Regions from separate parts of the Homo sapiens genome. Here region 2 is linked to region 1. The links are chromatin contacts, found by Hi-C or POLR2A ChIA-PET in ENCODE. All regions are on one chromosome and are shown on one strand. Each heading gives the region's core, a stretch centred on a gene start or an enhancer-like site at or near the end of the contact. The rest is flanking DNA. Distances are from core to core; before and after follow the strand shown. Region 1 overlaps GRIN2D (glutamate ionotropic receptor NMDA type subunit 2D). Region 2 holds the start of SPACA4 (sperm acrosome associated 4).

Region 1 (6,779 bases), core at 2,747-5,246:
TCTGTCTCAAAAAAAAAAAAAAAAAAGAACTCGCAGGTGCCTGAATCAGCGACACCCTCTCTTCCTTGTCTCCTAGGTGTCCCTGCTAGAGTTAACACCCTGCCCTGTCCATTAGACAACCTCCCATTCATGTGTCCCCTCCTCACATTCGATAACTGTGTTTAGCCCCTGGGAGCTCACCAACAATAAACCCAAATCACCATTTCATTGAGATTAGGACCAGGTGATTCAACTTTCCAGGGCCAAGTGTGAGCTGTCAGGACTGCCCCCGTCACAGCAAGGTCAGCACCCTGGACTGTCACTGCGGCAGCTGGGGACACGCCTGTCACCTCTGCTGGGCAACTTGGTGGGGCATAAATAGGACCTTGTCACTCCTCTGCAGTGTGCTGCCTGCAAGCAGGGGCCCCACGTGGTGCTTCTCAGTGTGCCCTGCAGAGACCTTGGTGCAAAGGGGAGGCCACAGGAGACACCACTGGGCGAAATAAACAGAAAACAAAACACAAAGGAAGGGATGGCTCTTCTTCCAGCCCCTCCCCTCTCCCAGGAGCTTTGCTCACACTTCAGAGAGCAAGTGGGAACTGACAAGCACTGTTGCCCTTGGCCGATGTACGCTTCTCCAGCTCAGCAATGGTCCCTCTACCCAATCCATCTCAAAGCCACCAGCCCATCTGGTGGGCAGCTCTCTAACCACACCCTGCATCTGTCTGCTGTCACCTTCCTATTGCACACCCCCACTCTGTCTCTGGCATAAACCTTGCAGTAGCATCCCCACCAGCCACTTGCTTCCACAGAGTGGGATTTTTTTCTTTGTTCTTTTTTAGAGATAGGGTCTGGCTCTGTCATCCAGGCTGGAGTGCGGTGGTGCCATCTTGGCTCACTGCAACCTCTGCCTCCTGGGTTCAAGCCATCCTTACACCTCAGCCTCCGGAGTAGCTGGGATTACACAGAGCTGGATATTTTAAAAACTTAAATCTGATTATATATCCCCACACCATCTTCTGTAGTTAAAACCCTTGTCCGGGTGCAGTGGCTCACGCCTGTAATTCCAGCATTTTGGGAGGCTGAGGTGGGCAGATCACCTGAGGTCAGGAGTTTGAGATTAGGCTGGCCACCATGGTGAAACCCCGTCTCTACTAAAAATACAAAAATTGGCCAGGCGTGGTGGTGCATGCCTGTGATCCCAGTTACTTGGCAGGCTGAGGCAGGAGAATCGCTTAAACCTGAGAGGCAGGTTGAGGTTGCAGTGAGCCGAGATGGTGCCACTGCATTCCAGCCTGGGCGACAGAGTGAGACTCTGTCTGAAAAAAAAAAAAAGAGAGAGAGAGAGAGAAGTAGAAGCTTATCTTCTGCCTCCTTCACAAGGCTGAGAGATCCTACTGGACAGGGATTTGTGTCTTCCTCATTTGCCACTGTGTTCCCAGTGTGGAGCCCACCACCTGGCACATAGTAGATGCTCAGTAAACACTGATGGTGACTTAAGTGCTTACAAGGTATTGGTACCATGCTAATTTGTTCTCTTCATCTCATACCTAGTACAGGAAAACACTTGGGTTTTGTGGGGCCTGAAGCTTGCACAATTTGGAGGGCTCTCTTTGAGAAAAAATAATTCAACCTTATGAATACAAAACCAGGTGCAGGGCTTGGAAGCTGCAGTGCAAGAGAAGGCTCCTGAGCTCAAGCTTCTTTAGCCTCTTGATGAAATGTCTTCTGGGTAGGGAAATTATTTCTTCCATCTTGTAGATTAGGAAACTGAGGTTCAGAAATGATGTCACTTCACCGAAGTTGCACAGCGGGTTCAAGTACCGATGATACCGGGAACCCAGGTTTTCTGATCCCAGGGCCCACACGGTTGGGGACGGCTACTTTGCCTAGGGCTAGCTCCCTGTCCCAGGGCCCCAGATTACCGAGGAAGGCCGAGGGGGACACCGTGCCATTGCTGCGCGCCACCATGACGCTGATGCCGGTCTCCACGAAGGGGACGGAGAAGTCCACGATCTCGGAGCGCTCCTCGTTGATGGTGAGGGAGCCGATGGCCATGTCTGCGCGCTGGTAGAACACCTGGGGTGGGGGCGATGAGGAGTGGGCGGGGGAACCCGGCTCAAGCGGACAGACTGACACGGACGGCGAGCAGAGACGGGCCCCGGGAGCAGACCAGTGACAGGGTGAGGGAAGGGGCCAAGAGGGATTGCGAGGTGGGTGAGGAGGGGGACGAAGAGTGGGGCAGGGAAGGGCGGAGGTGAGAAATGGGGAACAAGATTGGGAATTGGTAGCCCGCGTCCTACCCGGCTGCTCCCAGCAAGACCTCAAGGCCTTGGTCCAGATCTTCCCAGCCCCACCCTCTTCCCCTAGATTCTCACCCTCCTGGCCCCTCCTCCTCTGTACCAAAGTCCCTCCTCCCAGCCCCGCCCCCTTCCCCTAGGAGTCCCACCCTCCTAGCCCCGCCTCCACTGCCCCAAAGTCCCTCCTCCCAGCCCTGCCCCCTTCCCCTAGGAGTCCCACCCTCCTAGCCCCGCCTCCTCTGCTCCAAAGTCCCTCCTCCAAACCCCGCCCCTGACACCTCCTGACCCCGCCCCCTGTTCCAAGGCATGTCCCTCCCGCGACCCCGCCCCAGGCCCCAATCAGGTGTTTCCTCAATTTGGCCGCGCCCCTGCCCCAGGGTGCCGACCTCTTTTTTTTTATTATTATTTTTTGAGACTGAGTCTCACTCTGTGCCCAGGCTGGAGTGCAGTGGCGCGATCTCCGCTTACTGCAACCTCCGCCTCCCGGGTTCAAGCAATTCTCCTGCCTCAGCCTCCCGAGTAGCTGGGATTACAGGCGCCCGCCACCACGCACGGCTAATTTTTTGCATTTTAGTAGAGACGGGGTTTCACCGTTTTGCCCAAACTGGTCTCGAACCCCTGAGCTCAGGCAATTCGCCCGCCTCGGCTTCCCAAAGTGCTGGGATTACAGGCGTGAGCCACCACGCCCGGCTGTGCCCGCCTCTCGACTCCGCCCCGAAGATTCCCCGCCTCCCGTCCGCCCCCTCACCTCCCCGATCATGCCGTTCCAGACGCCATCGATCTTCTTTCCGTGCTTGCCATTGGTGACCAGGTAGAGGTCGTAGCTGAAGCCGATGGTATGCGCCAGCCGCTTCAGAATGTCGATGCAGAAACCCTTGCAGCAGCGCTTTTCCGGGCGGGGGGCATCCGGTGGAGGGCTGCGGGCAGTGACCAGGCTTGGGGAGTTTGGGGACCCCCTCCTTAGACTCTCTCATGAAGAGAGGATATGGAGGAAGGGATAGGCGGCAGCTAAAACTATGGTTAGCGCTTTCAGGGGAAACTCAGGCTCAAAGAATTCTGAGGTTTGCCTAAGGTCACCAAGCTGGAGGGCTTTGTGGGTCCTGGGTCCCAAGGGAGGAGGGGGCTGGGGGCCCAGACTACTGGGCTTCACGGGAGGCGGGTTTTGGAGCCGGAACTCCTGGATCCCGAGCTGTCACCTGTGGGTTCGGTTGAGCTGGCTCCGGCAGGGGACGGAGTCTCGGATGCAGGTGCCGCTGATAGGGTCTGCAGGCTCCACGATGACAAACGGCCTTTCCTCCAGCGTGGCCACCGTGAGGTGCTGCGTGTCGTCCACTGGCTGCAGGAAGCGACCATAGCGGGACCACAGCGGGTACTTGAGGCGGAGCGTCTGCTGCTCCCAGCTGCCCACCTTGGCCAAAGGGAAAGAGAGTCAGGCTTCCTGGGAAGACTTCCCGGTGTATCCTGGCCTCCATGATCCTCTTCCCTCAGACCTAGGTGTGTGGGCAGCAGCTTCTTCCAAGACCCAGGAGCCCCTCCCACCTTCAGATCCCAGGACCCAGGAGTCCAGGCTCCTTGTCCCCTCCTCCCTCTTAGTCCACGACCTCAAGCCCCCCCTCTGCCAGGATGCAGGAGTCCACACCCTCTGCCATGCCTGAGGTCTGGGGCTACGACTCACCACCTCCCACGTCCTGTCTCTGGTGAGGGAGATGACCACCAGGGAGGGGTTCACTAGGAAGCCGTCCTCATTGAAGGAGTAATCCCGGTTATCCCACGTGATGTTCATGAAGTACCTGCCCAGGAGGAGGGAAAGGGGACATGCTGGGGCCTGGGCTGGACCTTGGCAGCGGAAGGCAGAGAAAGTCCCCTTTCTGCAGACCAGCCCCAGCCCCCAGCTGGAATCTCTCTTCTTTTACCTCCAAGGTCTCAAAAACACGAATATACCCCTTCCCTGCTCAGCACCCTCCCCTTGGCTGCCCAGTGCCCCCCAGGATAAGGTTCCAGACTCTCTTTCAGCTTGGTGTTGAGGCCCTAGAGTCCCCTTTTCTTTCCTTCTTTTTTAAAGTAGAGATGGGGTTTCACTATTTTTCCCAGGCTGGTCTTTTTTTTTTTTTTTTTTTTTGAGACAGAGTCTTGCTCTGTCTCCCAGGCTGGAGTGCAGTGGTATGATCTTGGCTCACTGCCACCTCCACTTCCTGGGTTCAAGTGATTCTCCTGCCTCAGCCTCCCAAGTAGCTGGGATTATAGACATGCACCACCATGCTTGGCTAATATTTTGTTTGTTTTTGTTTTTGTTTTGTTTTTTGAGACAGAGTCTTGCTCTGTCACCCAGGCTGGAGTGCAGTGGCATGATCTTCGCTCACTGCAACCTCCGCCTCCTGGTTCAAGCAATCCTCCTGCCTCAGCCTCCTGAGTAGCTGGGATTGCAGGTGTTCACCACCATGTCCAGCTAATTTTTGTATTTTTAGTAGAGATGGGGTTTCACCATGTTGGCCAGACTGGTCTAGAACTCCTGACCTCAGCCTCAGTGATCCACCTGCCTCAGCCTCCCAAAGTGTTGGGATTACAGGCATGAGCCACCATGCCCTCTTTCTTTTTTTTTTTTTTTAATGTGTGGTTTTTTTGTTTGTTTTTGTTTTTGTTTTTTGAGACAGAGTCTTGCTCTTGTTGCCCAGGCTGGAGTGCAATGGTATGGTCTCGGCTCACTGCAACCTCCGCCTCCCGGGTTCAAGCAATTCTCCTGCCTCAGCCTCCTGAGTAGCTGGGATTGCAGGTGTTCACCACCATGTCCAGCTAATTTTTGTATTTTTAGTAGAGATGGGGTTTCACCATGTTGGCCAGACTGGTCTAGAACTCCTGACCTCAGCCTCAGTGATCCACCTGCCTCAGCCTCCCAAAGTGTTGGGATTACAGGCATGAGCCACCATGCCCTCCTCTTTCTTTTTTTTTTTTTTTTAATGTGTGGTTTTTTGTTTGTTTTTGTTTTTGTTTCTTGAGACAGAGTTTTGCTCTTGTTGCCCAGGCTGGAGTGCAATGGTGTGGTCTCAGCTCACTGCAACCTCCGCCTCCCGGGTTCAAGCAATTCTCCTGCCTCAGCCTCCCGAGTAGCTGGGATTACAGGCGCCCACGACCATGCCCGGCTAATTTTTTGTATTTTTAGTAGAGACAGGGTTTCACCATGTTGACCAGGGTGGTCTCGAACTCATGACCTCAGGTGATCCGCCCGCCTCAGCCTCCCAAAGGGCTGGGATTACAAGCGTGAGCCACCGCGCCTGGCCTGGCCCGCCTCTTTCTTTCTCTCTCTTTCTTTCTTTCTTTCTTTCTTTCTTTCTTTCTTTCTTTCTTTCTTTCTTTCTTTCTTTTCTTTCTCTTTCTTTCTTTCTTTTCTTTCTCTTTCTTCTTTTCTTTTTTTTAAATTTTTATGTATGTATGTATGTATTTATTTATTTATTTTTGAGACAGAGTCTCGCTCTGTCGCCCAGGCTGGAGTGTAGTGGTGCGATCTTGGCTCACTGCAAGCTCCACCTCCCAGGTTCACGCCATTCTCCTGCCTCAGCCTCACAAGTAACTGGGACTACAGGCACCTGCCACCACACCCAGCTAATTTTTTGTATTTTTTTTAGTAGAGACGGGGTTTCACCGTGTTAGCCAGGATGGTCTTGATCTCCTGACCTTGTGATCCGCCTGCCTCGGCCTTCCAAAGTGCTGGGATTACAGGCATGAGCCACCACGCCCAGCCTCTTTTTTTTTTTAAGTAGAGATAGGGTCTCACTACTTTTCCCAGGCTGGTCTTGAACTCCTGAGTTCAAGTGATCCTCCCACCTCAACCTCCCAACATAGTGGGATTACAGGTGTGAATCACTGTGCCAGGCCCCTAGAGTCTGTTTTTGTTCTGGCTTTGCCTTCCTCTGAAGCCGCATCTCTGAGAGTTCCCACCCTCAAACTTCAAACTCTTTTCACCCCAAAATTCTTTTTTTTTTTCTCTATCAACACTGGCTTCAAGGTGTCTCCCAAACATGTCAAGTGATTTCTTATCTCTAGGACTTTGCAGATGCTGTTCTCTCTGCCTGAAAAACCTTATACCACCCCTTATCCTGACCAACTATTCTTCTTATTTATTTATTTATTTATTATTGAGATGGAGTCTTGCTCTGTCACCTAGGCTGGAGTGCAATGGTGCAATCTCAGCTCGCTGGAACCTCCGCCTCCCAGGTCCAAGCGATTCTCCTGCCTCAGCCTCCTGAGTAGCTGGGATTACAGGCAAGCACCACCGCGCCTGCCTAATTTTGTATTTTTAGTAGAGACAGGGTTTCACCATGTTGGTCAGGCTGGTCTTGAACTCCTCACCTTGTGATCTGCCCACCTCGGCCTCCCAAAGTTCTGGGATTACAGGCGTGAGCCACCACTGCCGGCCTATTATTATTATTATTATTATTATTATTATTATTATTATTATTTTGAGACGGGGTCTCACTCTGTCACCCAGATTGCAGTGCAATGGCG
Region 2 (6,779 bases), core at 2,002-4,501, 190 kb before region 1:
TGTCCGTGTCGTGCGGGGCTGCAGCTTCCAGAGCCGCTGGCGACGGCAGGTGAGCGGCACCGTGCGGGAGAAGTTTGTGCTGCTGGACGGCGAGAGGGTCATCTCAGGATCCTACAGGTGTAGCCCCCGCCCCGCCCCCCACCTCCCGGCGTCCTATACCCCACTTTCCCTCAGTGTGCTCAGAGAACAGCTGGCATCCCCTTGCCCAGGCCTCTCTTTTCTCATCTGTGTAATGGGGGCAAAACACTCTTCCCTGCGGAGGAGGTTGGTGCCGCGGCCGGACCTGGTGCTGGCCTGTTTAGTGGTCTTGGGTAAGTCTGCTTCTCTTTGACCTGGTGTTTTCTTATCTGGAAAACTGGGCAAACAGTTTGGGGGTGGGGTTTGTTCAAAATCAGGAGCACCTGGATTGGGATCTAAGCTCTGCCTCGGGTAAATAACTCCACCTCTCTGAGCATCTAAGAAAATGCCCGGACATGGTGGCTCACGCCTGTAATCCCAGCACTTTGAGAGGCTGAGGCGGGCAGATTGGCTGAGGTCAGGAGTTCAAGACCAGTCTGGCCAACATGGTGAAACCCTGTCTTCCCAGCTACTTGGGAGGTTGAGGCAGGAGAATTGCTTGAACCCAGGAGAGAGGTTGCAGTGAGCCGAGATCGCGCTGTCGCACTCCAGCCTGGGAGACAGAGCAAGACTCCATCTCAAAAAAGCAAAAAAAAAAAAAAAAAAAAAAGAAAGAAAGAAACTGCAAATAATAACAGCACCTACCTCACAGGGTCACAGCACAGCTAGGGAGGAGAGGGGTGTGGCCTCTGGGACCAGACGGCCTGGATTCAAATTCTAGCTCTCTCAGTTCCTCGTTGTGTGACTTCAGGCAACTTACTTCACCTCTCTGTGCCTCAGTTTCCCCCTCTATGTCATGGGCTGATAGGGTTAGAGCCTCTAGAACCAGGTCCCTCAACAGGGGTGGCACCCACGCTCGGGCTGGGTAAGTCTTTGTTTTAGGAGCTGTTGGGTGCATTGTGGGAGGCTCCTCGGCATCTTCAGCCTCCACCCAGCAGAGGTCAGTAGCATCACACGCCCCATACCCCCGACTTTCCCTGCCAATTAGAGAACCGAAAACCTCTCCAGACAGCGCAGATGCCCACTGGGGAGCACAGGTGCCCAGCTGAGAACACTGCTCAGGAACAGTGGCTTTCAACCCTGTGCATGCACCAGAATCCCTGGGAGCGCTTGTTAAAACACAGCTTTTGGGCTGGGCGTGGTGGCTCACACCTGTAATCCCAGCACTTTGGGAGGCCGAGGCAGGTGGATCACCCGAGGTCAGGAGTTTCAGACCAGCCTGATTAACATGGGGAAACCCTGTCTCTACTAAAAATACAAAAAATCAGCCGGGCCTGGTGGAATGCATCTCTAGTCCCAGCTACTCGGGAGGCTGAGGCAGGAGAATCGCTAGAACCTGGGAGGTGGAGGTTGCAGTGAGCCAAGATCGCGCCACTGCACTAAAGCCTGGGTGACCGAGCGAGACTCTGTCTCAAAAAATAAAAAAAAAAAAAAAAAAGGAAAAGAAAAAGAAAACGGAAAAAGGCCAGGCGTGGTGGTTCATGTCTGTAGTCCCAGCACTTTGGGAGGCTGAGGCAGGAGGATCGCTTGAGCCCAGGACTTCAAGACCAGCCTGGGCAACATAGCAGGACCCCATCTCTACAAAAATTTAAAAAAATAAAAATTAGACATGATGGAGCATGCTTCTAGTCCCAGCTACTCAGGAGGCTGAGGTGGGAGGATTGCTTGAGCCCAGGAGGTAGAGGCTGCAATGAGCCAAGATTGCACCACTGCACTCCAGCCTGGGCAGCAGAGCAAAACCCTGTTTCAAAAAGAAAAAGAGAGAACAATACACAGCTTTTGGACCCCACTGCCATTCATCGTGCCTGGAACAGGACCTGAGAATCTGCATTTTCAGGAAGTTCCCACTTGCTGCTGCTGCTGTTTCTGGTCCAGGGACCACACTTTGAGAATGATTGGAGTTGAGACCAGGATGTTTGAAATGTTTGAAAGAGTGTTTACCTTCCCAGCTTGGTGTGAGGATTCAGTGGCACGTAACGTAAGACAGGCTTGGCCAGGTGCCGTGGCTCATACCTGTAATCCCAGCACTTTGGGAGGCTGAGGTGGGAGGATCACTTGAGCCCAAGAATCCGAGACCACCCTGGGCAACATAGCTGGACCTTATCTCTACAAAAAGAAAAAAAAAAAAAGGAAAAGAAAAAGAAAAGAAAACAAAGAATGCTCCATGAACATCAGCTGTCATTTATTATGATATATATATATTTTTTACCATATTTCATGGACTCTAAAGTGCTACCAATGGAGAGAAGCATCCTGATTGAGATGTGAGAAGCTCTGCGTCTTAGAACCAGTGGAACAGAGTAATACAATCAAACCCACGGGCCGTGCTCCCCTGCCGCTCAGTCAGGCCTGGGGATGCTTCCCCTAGCACCGGGCTCCTGGTGGACAGCCTTAGAAGGGATGAAGCCAGGGCCGCAAGAGGTTGTCCAGGGCCTCTCTGGCCATTTAGTGGGGGAAGGACATGGGGACATGGGGAGTGGCGGATCTGGGAGAACAGTCCCAGGCCCTGTCCTCCCTGTTGGTCACAGCAAACGTGGAGGAAGCAGCATACCCAGCCCCAGTGCCAGGCTGGTGGTGGCCCCCACTGTCTGGCTGCTCGGGGCTCTGTTACACAGGCGGCCGGTGCAGCAGTTGGTGGTGAGGCTGTAGGTGACGCCCCTGTAGCTGACGGGTTCCTCAAGGCCGCAGCTGGTGGCTCGCAGGCAGCCTTTGTTGATGACCGGACCAGTGCCCGGGGCGACCCCGTGGCCTGTGAAGCAGTCCTCGTCATCGCCACAGTGCATGTAGGTACCAGGACACTGCATGGAGTCGGTGAGCTCACAGAAGACGCAGTCCTTGACGCCCGTCGTGCCTGGGGGCAGAGCCATCACCAGAAGCAGCAGCCAGCACAGGACCATGGCGGCCTGGCGGCGTTGACCCTGCCCCAGCCAGGCCGTGGGCTTCCCAGACCTCCCGGAACCGCTGAATGAAGGACCTCTGAGGACTCCTCTTGCCCACGGGACTTTGGCCCTGGTCCTGGCCTCCCAGGGTCAGCGCCTGGAGTGTCCTCTGTTCCCAACGCCCTGCGTCCCTCTAAGTCCTGGGGATGGAGGTGAGCGGGTGGCTGCTGCCCAACAAGAGTCTGTGAATGGAATGAGTGATCTCACAGATCCCTCAGGGTTCCCACTGGCCGCTCTGGGGATGAGGTCATAGGTGAGAGGAGTGGGTGTCACAATCCAAGGGGTGGCCTGCCCCGCCGACCTGCCGGGGCGCAAGAGGGCTCTGCCATCCCTGCCAAGGTGAAGACGCCCTGAACCCAGAGGACGCTGGCCACAAGCTTGTCCGCATTCTCTGTGCTGTACACCCGCCAAGGGCTTGACTTCAGCCTCACACCTCCCATAGTGACCCCATATTCCAGATGGGTAAACTAAGGCTGGGGAAAGTGATGTATCCAGGGTCCCCGAGCCAGGATGAGAGCCAGGTTCATTGAATTCCAAAGAGGCTGGGAAAGAAGAGGGTGTATTAACTGAGCACTTGCTGTGTGCCAGGATTCATGCTCAGTGCTTGCTTGCTTTTATTTTTTTGAGACGGAGTCTCTCACTCTGTCACCCAGGCTGGAGTGCAGTGGCGTGATCTCAGCTCACTGCAGCTTCTGCTTCCCAGCTTCAAGCGATTCTCGTAACTCAGCCTCCCGAGTGGCTGGGACTGCAGGCGCATGCAACCACATCTGGCTAATTTTTGTATTTTTAGTAGAGACAGGGTTTCACCATGTAGGCCAGGCTGGTTGCGAACTCTTGAGCTCAAGTGATCTGCCCGCCTCGACCTCCCAAAGTGCTGGGATTACAGACGTGAGCCACCACACCACGCCTGGCACTTGGTGCTTTCAATAACAACTACTGTGATGACAGGAAGTGTTAGGGCACCGGCCCCCACAGCTCACAGGCTCTCAGGGCCAGCTACGTGCAGGGGGCTTGATTCAAATTCAGTCATTTGAATATTCCTATGTTGTATTTATTTCTTAATTTTATTTTTTATTTTAAAAAATTGGCCGGGCGCAGTGGCTCACGCCTGTAATCCCAGCACTTTGGGAGGCCGAGGCGGGTGGATCACCTGAGCTCAGGAGTTCAAGACCAGCATGGCCAACGTGGTAAAACCCCATCTCTACTAAAAATACAAAAATTTGCTGGGCATGGTGGTGTGCACCTGTAATCCCAGCTACTTGGGAGGCTTGAACCTGGGAGGTGGAGGTTGCAGTGAGCCAATATTGTGCCACTGCACTTGAGCCTAGGCAATAGAGCAAGACTCCATCTCAAAAAAAAAAAAAAATAGGATCTTGCTCTGTTGCCTAGACTGGAGTGCAGTGGCGCGATCTTGGCTCACTGCAGCCTCAACTTCCCAGGCTCAAGTGATTCTCCTCCCTGAGCCTCCAGAGTAGCTGGGACTATAGGCGTGCACCACCATGCCCGGCTAATTTTGTAAAATTTTTTATAGAGATGGGGTCTTGCTATGTTGCCCAGGCTGGTCTCAAACTCCTAGCCTCAAGTGATCCTCCTGCCTCGGCCTCCCAAAGTGCTGGGATTACAGGCATGAGCCACTGCACACGGCCTTCCTAGGTTTTTGCTCCAGATTGCAGATGAGCACTGCAGGGAGCAGCAACGTGGAGAGCTTGGTGCACAGCCAGGACTGACTAAATGGCAGTCATTCTAGGAAGCAGCTGGGTCTTAAAACAATCCCTGTTAGTGTCCGGAAGTGAATTCCGTCTCTTTCCAAAGGGGAAAACTGAGGCATTGAGGTGTTCCTAAGTGGGGACCAGGCAGAGCCTGGGTTTAAACTCCAGTCTGATTCCAGATAAGTTTTTTTTTTTTTTTTTTTTTTTTGAGTCAGAGTCTCGCTCTGTCGCCCAGGTTGGAGTGCAGTGGTGTGATTTCAGCTCACTGCAACCTCCACCTCCCGGGTTCAAGCAATTCTCCTGCCTCAGCCTCCTGAGTAGCTGGAATTACAGGCATGTGCCACCATACCCAGCTAATTTCTGTATTTTTAGTAGAGATGGGGTTTCACCATGTTGGTCAGGCTGATCTCAAACTCCTGACCTCATGATCTGCCCGCCTCAGCCTCCCAAAGTGCTGGGATTACAGGAGTGAGCCACCGCATCTGGCTTTTTTTTTTTTGGGAGGGGGGCGAGGGGGACAGGGTCTTGCTTTGCTGCCCAGGCTGGAATGCAGTGGTATTATCACGGCTCACTGCAGCCTCAATTTCCCAGGCTCAGCCGGGCACGGGTGGCTCACACCTGTAATCCCAGCACTTTGGGAGGCCGAGGCGGGTGGATCACCTGAGGTCAGGGGTTCGAGACCAGCCTGGCCAATGTGGTGAAACCCCATCTCTACTAAAAATACAAAAAATTAGCCGGGCATGGCGGCAGGTGCCTGTAATCCCAACTACTCAGGAGGCTGAGGCAGGAGAATTGCTTGAAGCCAGGAGGCAGAGGTTGCAGTGAGCCGAGATCATGCCACTACACTCCAGCCTGGGCAAAAAGAGCGAAACTCCGTCTCACAAAAAAAAAAAAAAAAAAAAAAATCCCAGGGTCAAGGGATCCTCCCGCCTCAGTCTCCCAAGTGGCTGGGAGTACAGGTGTGCGCCACCACACCTGGCTAGTTTTTTTGATTTTTTGTAGAGATAGGGTCTCACCATGTTGCCCAGGCTGGTCTGAAACTCCTGGGCTCAAGCAACCCTCCTGCCTCAGCCTCCCAAAGTGTGAGTCACCACACCTGGCCCTGATTATATAAGTGTCTTAACTTGGGCTGTCTTCACTCCACCCCTCCCGAGTAGGTACTTCAGTTGTGCCCATTCTACAGACAGGGAAGCTGAGGCTGGAGAGGTCAGGACTCGCCTGAGGTCCTACGGTCTCCCCTGGGACCTGGCTGAGGATGGGGGCCGGGCTGGGCCCTCAGGGTTGGAGACTCTGACCCCCTACTCCCCGACCCCCAGCTTCACGTGGAGTGACGCACGCCTGCACCGAGGCCTGGTGACCCTGCTGACTGGTGAAATTGTTGACGCCTTCAGCCTTGAGTTCCGGACGCTGTACGCGGCCTCCTGCCCGCTCCCACCTGCGCCCCCCCAGAAACCCTCGGTCATAGGTGGCCTGCAGCGGGGCCGCAGCCCGCACCGCGTGTCCCGCCGCCGCTCCGTGGCCCCCGCGTCGCCTCCGCCGCCTGACGGCCCGCTGGCCCACCGCCTGGCCGCCTGCCGCGTCTCCCCTGCTACCCCGGGGCCGGCACTCAGTGACATTCTAAGGAGTGTGCAGCGCGCCCGGACCCCCAGCGGCCCCCCGGCCCGGCCCAGCCGCTCCATGTGGGACCTAAGCCGCCTGTCCCAGCTGTCTGGCTCCAGTGATGGGGACAACGAGGTGAGACCTTGTGGCTGGTGCCAGAAGATGGAGCCCAGGAAGGGGAAGGCGTTTGCCCAGGGTGGTGCAAGCCAGGCTCCAGGGGCCCTGCTCCCAGCCAGAGCAGGCGTTTCCTGAGGGCCTGCACCCCTAAATTCATAATGGCATCGTTTGTTCATTTCCTGCACGCCTGCTGCATTTTGGGCAGGTGGGCGCTGGGTGGCATGGGGCAGAGACAGGAGAGCCCTGGGTGCAAATCCTGGCATGACAGACTAGGTGGGGGGAAGCCGAGGACTTGAAT

What was found. A loop is a pair of places that touch in the nucleus more often than their neighbours do. ChIA-PET counts read pairs that join two places held with the same protein, here RNA polymerase II (POLR2A). Pooled maps may share reads with other maps.
Region 2: a pooled map shows a loop between it and region 1 (2.4-fold over the local background). The contact joins the promoter of SPACA4 here to the enhancer-like site in region 1. A Hi-C loop is called at or near these places in 1 of 37 single-sample maps with no recorded cell type and 7 of 50 pooled maps. POLR2A ChIA-PET finds 5 or more read pairs at or near these places in 6 of 52 experiments (BJ, GM12878, HCT116 and 3 more).

The regions. Positions count from the first base shown.
Region 1 is chr19:48,411,281-48,418,059 of GRCh38, reverse strand. GRIN2D (glutamate ionotropic receptor NMDA type subunit 2D) reads right to left here. Exons shown (of 14, transcript NM_000836.4): 5 at 3,955-4,069; 6 at 3,476-3,687; 7 at 3,028-3,196; 8 at 1,905-2,058. Among named protein-coding and RNA genes, the nearest start is that of GRIN2D, 21 kb to the right of the region's middle. RefSeq lists enhancers at 3,106-3,245, 2,951-3,672. Within about 2 kb of position 3,996, at least 4 of the 41 ENCODE cell types and tissues checked have a DNase peak (open chromatin) inside an H3K27ac peak, as active enhancers do; they include HCT116, where a contact is called at or near this core.
Region 2 is chr19:48,603,214-48,609,992 of GRCh38, reverse strand. It overlaps SPACA4 (sperm acrosome associated 4), which reads right to left and starts at 3,251. Exons shown (of 1, transcript NM_133498.3): 1 at 2,279-3,251. The coding sequence starts at 3,014. The coding sequence ends at 2,640. It overlaps FAM83E (family with sequence similarity 83 member E), which reads left to right. Exons shown (of 7, transcript NM_017708.4): 5 at 1-117; 6 at 6,082-6,499.